Linked DNA regions of Mus musculus: region 1 is linked to region 2. A link is a loop called in an ENCODE intact Hi-C map of the cell type or tissue named here. Cell type or tissue: gastrocnemius. All regions are shown on one strand.

Region 1 (2,500 bases), 65 kb after region 2:
TTTTGATTGTCTTTCACGAGTTGGTGGACACTTGTTTTTTGCTACTTGGCTATTACAAATGAAACTGCTGTGAATACTTTTGCACGTTTTTATAGAGATGCAGGCTTTCTTTTTAAAAATCTTCTGTATAGGTGTGTATTCTGTGTAAGCGGTGTGTACGCGCACACTCGTGAGGAGTCAGGACAACTTGTGATGTCAGCCCTGTCTTTGCACCTTGTTTGAGACATGTCTTTCAAGGCTAGCTGGTCTGAGAGCTTCCAGCCATTCTCTGGTCCCATCTTGGGGTGGGAATACTGGGGTTATAAAACCCCACTACTGTTCCTGGCTTCATGTGGGCTTTAGGGATCTGCACTCAACCCTTACTGTGTACACAGCAAGTGCTTGTACTTGAGCCCTAGCTTTTCGGTATAGGGAGATTTAGGCTTGGAGAGAGTCAGTGACGGGAGCTGGGGCCTTTAGGAAGTGTTGGATAAGAAAAACCTGTGTGGATTTGCCCTGCCTACTTTTATGTGACCCTCTGAGGCAGGGTCTGTTCCTACCCCTTTGCTGATGGGCTACACAGTTAGAAAGTGGCTGGGACTGTCTGGCTGTTAGGCTTTCTGAAGCTGCCCTGCTCCAGTCAGTATGCTAGGGTTCCAGAGGAAAAAGCCTTCAGCAAATGGATCATGGTGGCATGCACATGTTTGTTAGGATTGGTAGGGAGAGATGCTGAGGGCTGGGGAGGGGGAAGCCTGCAGCATGACCTTCTGTGTAGTTGTGACAGGAAAAGTATCCTTTAGAATCATGATAGAGGGTAACATTTACAGCCTTTGATGATCTTGTGTCCTTTGAACATCACCTTCCTTATCTGGAACCCCAGGCTTTTATCCTGGCTTCCGGCCTCCCTTGAGGCTGAGTATGAATGAAGGAGTGGGAGAGGGAGGGAAGCAGACAGATGGGAGAGAGAGGGATAGGGGAAGACAGGTGGGAGAGGGGGCTGGGCGAGGGAGGTGGGATCGTTACCTACAGGAACCTGCAGAGCTCAGTGATGGTCCAGGGGGCACGGGGGCAGCTAGGGAGGAAATGTAGCAGGTGTGGGCAGGTAGCCTGCTGGTCTAGGAGGATATCCCATGCCCACTTGGGGGTTCTGGAACTTGCCAAAGCTCCTCCTAATGAGCTGGCTCTCACCCAGCCACTATTGATTTTTCCTGGTATTTGAATGTGAGCCTTTGTCTCTGGGAAGAGTGCTGGCAGCCTCCCCCATCCTAGAACACCCTCATCCCTACTGGACATCACCTACACTGCTGTGAGGCTTCCCAGGGCTCTGCCAGTCTCCTGGTGGCCTGACCTATCCGGGTTGGCCTCTCTGTTCAAGTGGCTGACGGTGGTTCTTATCTCTGACTCACAGCTTGCCTGGAGTTTGTGAAAAGCCTTGTCAGAAAATAGAGACAGAAGCCTCTCCTTGGAGGGGTTGTCATGTCGTGATGATGGTCTTGTTCCGACGATGCCACTATTTTGCAGGTTGTTTTGAATCAGTCACTTTTTTTAAAAAAAAAAGTGTGATGAACACATTTGTCTTAATATGAAAAGCCAGACTTATGTGATGCAAATTAGATGCTTTTTAAAACCCAAAGCCAGAATTCTCCACCCCCACCCCCACACCTGAATTAGACTGCAATTGCTCTTTTGTGTTTTCCTTCCTTGTGCTCAGTGTCTCCACAGTTGGACATAGGTGGGCCCCCTTCCTGTTCTGCGCTTGATGTCTTTGCTCTGGGCAGCAGCTGCTTGGTTGGGCGCTGCACTTAAGAATTTGAGCCGGGCGTGGTGGCGCACGCCTTTAATCCAGTACTTGGGAGGCGGAGGCAGGCGGATTTCTGAGTTCGAGGCCAGCCTGGTCTACAAAGTGAGTTCCAGGACAGCCAGAGCTATATAGAGAAACAAAAACAAAACAAACAAACAAAAAAAACAAAAACAAAAACAAAAAAAAAAGAAAAAAGAGTTTGAGTTATGAATATGGTCCCTGTACATTAAAAAAAATGATCAGACCCAAGGGTCCAATCCTGAGCAGGAAGGGGCCTTGATGAAGTGTTTTATAGATGTTGCTATCAGGACCTAGAGAGGGGAAGTGACTTGCCCATGGCCACACAGCTTCTCTGTGCTCTTAAGGCTTCCGACTTCAGCCACTTATTCCTTTTGGCCTGCCCTCTCAGATCCTAAAGTTCCTATAGTACACATATGGCATGTTCAGGGAACATACTTGCCTCTGATAACGTTTTTGACAGATGCTGCATTAAGCTCTGAGGTTGAATTCTTGGTATGTGCCATTCCTTTGGGGAGAAGACTGGAGGAGTCTGTTGGATTCTAGAGACACTAACCATTTCCTTTCCATCTGGCAGAGGGGAAGCTGGCCATGCCTGACCCATTTCACAGTCACACCATATCTGCTTTCAGTATAAAAACCAACCCAATTCTGGATGAACTTAGGTTGGCAAATTGGGGAAGCTGACTTTGGGAGGTAGGT
Region 2 (2,500 bases):
GCATATGCATCTTAGCTCAGTGGATGCAAGCATTTGAACCCGTCTGGATATCCAGCATCCACCTAAAAAGCTGGACAGAAAGGTGTAATTTTTTTTTTTTTTTTTTTTTTTTTTTTTTTTTTTTTTTTGGTTTTCAAGACAGGGTTTCTCTGTGCAGTCCTGGCTGTCCTGGAACTCACTCTGTAGACCAGGCTGGCCTCGAACTCAGAAATCCACCTGCCTCTGCCTCCCAAGTGCTGGGATTACAGGCATGAGCCACCACTGCCTGGTGAAACGTGTATTTCTTACCTGGGGAGATGAGGCCAGGCAAATCCCCGAGCTCCTTGGCCATCCACTCTGGCTAAGTTGGTTAGCTCCAGCTTCAGTGAGACCCTGTCTCAGAAAATAAGGAGAAGAACAATAGAGGAAGACATCCAGTGTTGGCCTCTGGCTTCCACACGCAGACAGACACAGGTGAACACACACCCAATGCACATATACATAAGTGTATACATATGCTCTCCCCCTGAGAATCAAGCAACACTTTACCTTAATAAAAAGTCCTAGGAGTGAGACTATTGCCTGCCTTAAAAACGTCTCAAGATGTTTATTTACATACATAAACACACACATATAATAATTTTCTATATCGTTAGTGTACTTTTTTGGGGGTAAACACATGCTGTTTTGTTAATTCGAAAACAACTAAACTTTTGTGGTATGACTGCCAAAAATGTACAGCCTGATTATAGTCATTAGGAAAACATCCAATAAACTGAAACGGAGCAACAATCTGCAAAATCCCTCATTTCACTTCTATAGGACAACAGTAGTAGCAACAGCAGCAGCAGCAGCAGCAGCAACAACAACAACCTAATAGCTCAAAAGACAAAGAAAAACACCAGATTTAATATAAGGTTTTCTTCTGCTGCAAAGGGATTATGGAGAAAATTTGAGAAATTTGGATAAAGTTTCACAATTGAATAATAATGTGGTCTCACTATCAATAAAGTAGATAATATAATTTACTCTTGAATGACTCAGAACAAATGTATTTGGAGTGTGTGTAGCAGAAAAGGAAGGTGTGGGGAGGGAGGAAAGAGGGAACATGATAAACCAACCAGTAACTGTTACAAGTTGGGGAGTCTGGGTGAAGAACTTACTGTAATTCTCATTTTTTTTTTCAGTTTTAAGTCTGCAATTGTGTTAAAGTAAATTAAAACCCACAAACTTTAAAATGTCCCCAAATGAATAGGATAGGCACAAATTTTAAATATAAAAATAAGACACGTTGATCATTTGTTTTTTCCTCATTTGCTCTGTCAAACTAGCTCACAGTGCTGGGTTGTTACTGTTTTCACAAACATGATTTAAGGCTATAACAAACACTGGTCCAGCACTCGATAGAGGGCGCTGTAACATTGCAAAGCCTAAGCCACAGCTCCTGTGCTTAATGTGGATTCTGAGGTGTTGACCAGTAGGATGGGGGCGGGGGGGGGGGGTTGAGAGTCTCACAACTGAACTGTATCCACAACTCATTTTACAAATGAGCCCACTGAGATGCAGAGAAGGAAACATGTCGCTCAAAGCCACAGTAACAAGCATCCTCCTCCTCTAGACCTTGAGAGCATAGCTGGCGTTTCTCCAAGGTTTCCCTAGGTTCCTAACCCGTACTAAATGCTTTGAGTGCAAGACCCTTTTAATCATTTGCCTACACCCATTTTGAATTCTGAGTTGAGATCCAGTAACTCAGGACCTTGTTGGGTGTCATAATAAACCAAAAATCAAACAAAAAAAAGAAAGAAAGAAGGAAAGAAAGAAAGGAAGGAAGGAAGGAAGGAAGGAAGGAAGAAAGAAAGAAAGAAAGAAAGAAAGAAAGAAAGAAAGAAAGAAAGAAAGAAAAGAAATCCTGGCTCTTCCTACAGCTAACTTGGCATTCCATGCCACAGTTCTGCCTGGGCGTTTACTCTGAAAGAACTCACCATATAAAGGGGAGGCAGAACACAGCCATCAGAGTGCCAGGGAACTGAGACTCTCCTGCTGCACACGCTTGCTGGCAAGGAACCAGAAGCCCGGGGAAGGAAGGTTGTTGGGACTCTGGGAGGAAGGAAGGAGGGAGCAAGGTGCAGCCAGGCAGTTAAGAGGCCCATGAAATCTGGAAAGCTGGGCCAGGGAGATGGCTCAGGGGGTAAAAGCTGCTTGCTGCCAAGCCTGACAACCCCGAGTTCCATCCCTGGGACACACATGATAGAGGGAGAGAGTCAGCTCCCACAAGTTATACTTTCCCTCCATGCTTACACTATGGCATTGTGTGCGCGGGTGCATGCACACATGTACATGCATACATGTGCATGCCTGTGTGCATGCACACACACACACACACACACACACACACACACACACACACATACACACACACATCAAATGTAAAAAAAAAAAAAAAAAGAACAAAGTAAGAAGATAGATTTAAGACAATGAGAAAGCTAATATGGAGAGAAAATGAAGAGGGAGACAGGGCAGG

What was found. Peaks named below come from ENCODE experiments on the same cell type or tissue, not always from the same donor. Only the 100,000 strongest peaks of a DNase experiment are listed, where the experiment ranks them.
Region 1: a loop joins it to region 2, with 2.6 times the contacts of the local background. A loop is called at or near these places in 1 of 42 quality-filtered maps.

What each region holds. Positions count from the first base shown.
Region 1 is chr2:90,559,097-90,561,596 of GRCm38, reverse strand. The region is part of intron 1 of Ptprj (protein tyrosine phosphatase, receptor type, J); the gene reads left to right. Among named protein-coding and RNA genes, the nearest start is that of Ptprj, 20 kb to the left of the region's middle. In gastrocnemius, no CTCF peak of the experiment used is centred here; a DNase peak (open chromatin) is centred at 1,064.
Region 2 is chr2:90,624,112-90,626,611 of GRCm38, reverse strand. It overlaps Gm39870 (a long non-coding RNA gene), which reads right to left and starts at 2,039. Exons shown (of 3, transcript XR_866517.1): 1 at 1,962-2,039; 2 at 289-372. In gastrocnemius, a CTCF peak has its summit at 1,383; DNase peaks (open chromatin) are centred at 1,404 and 2,066.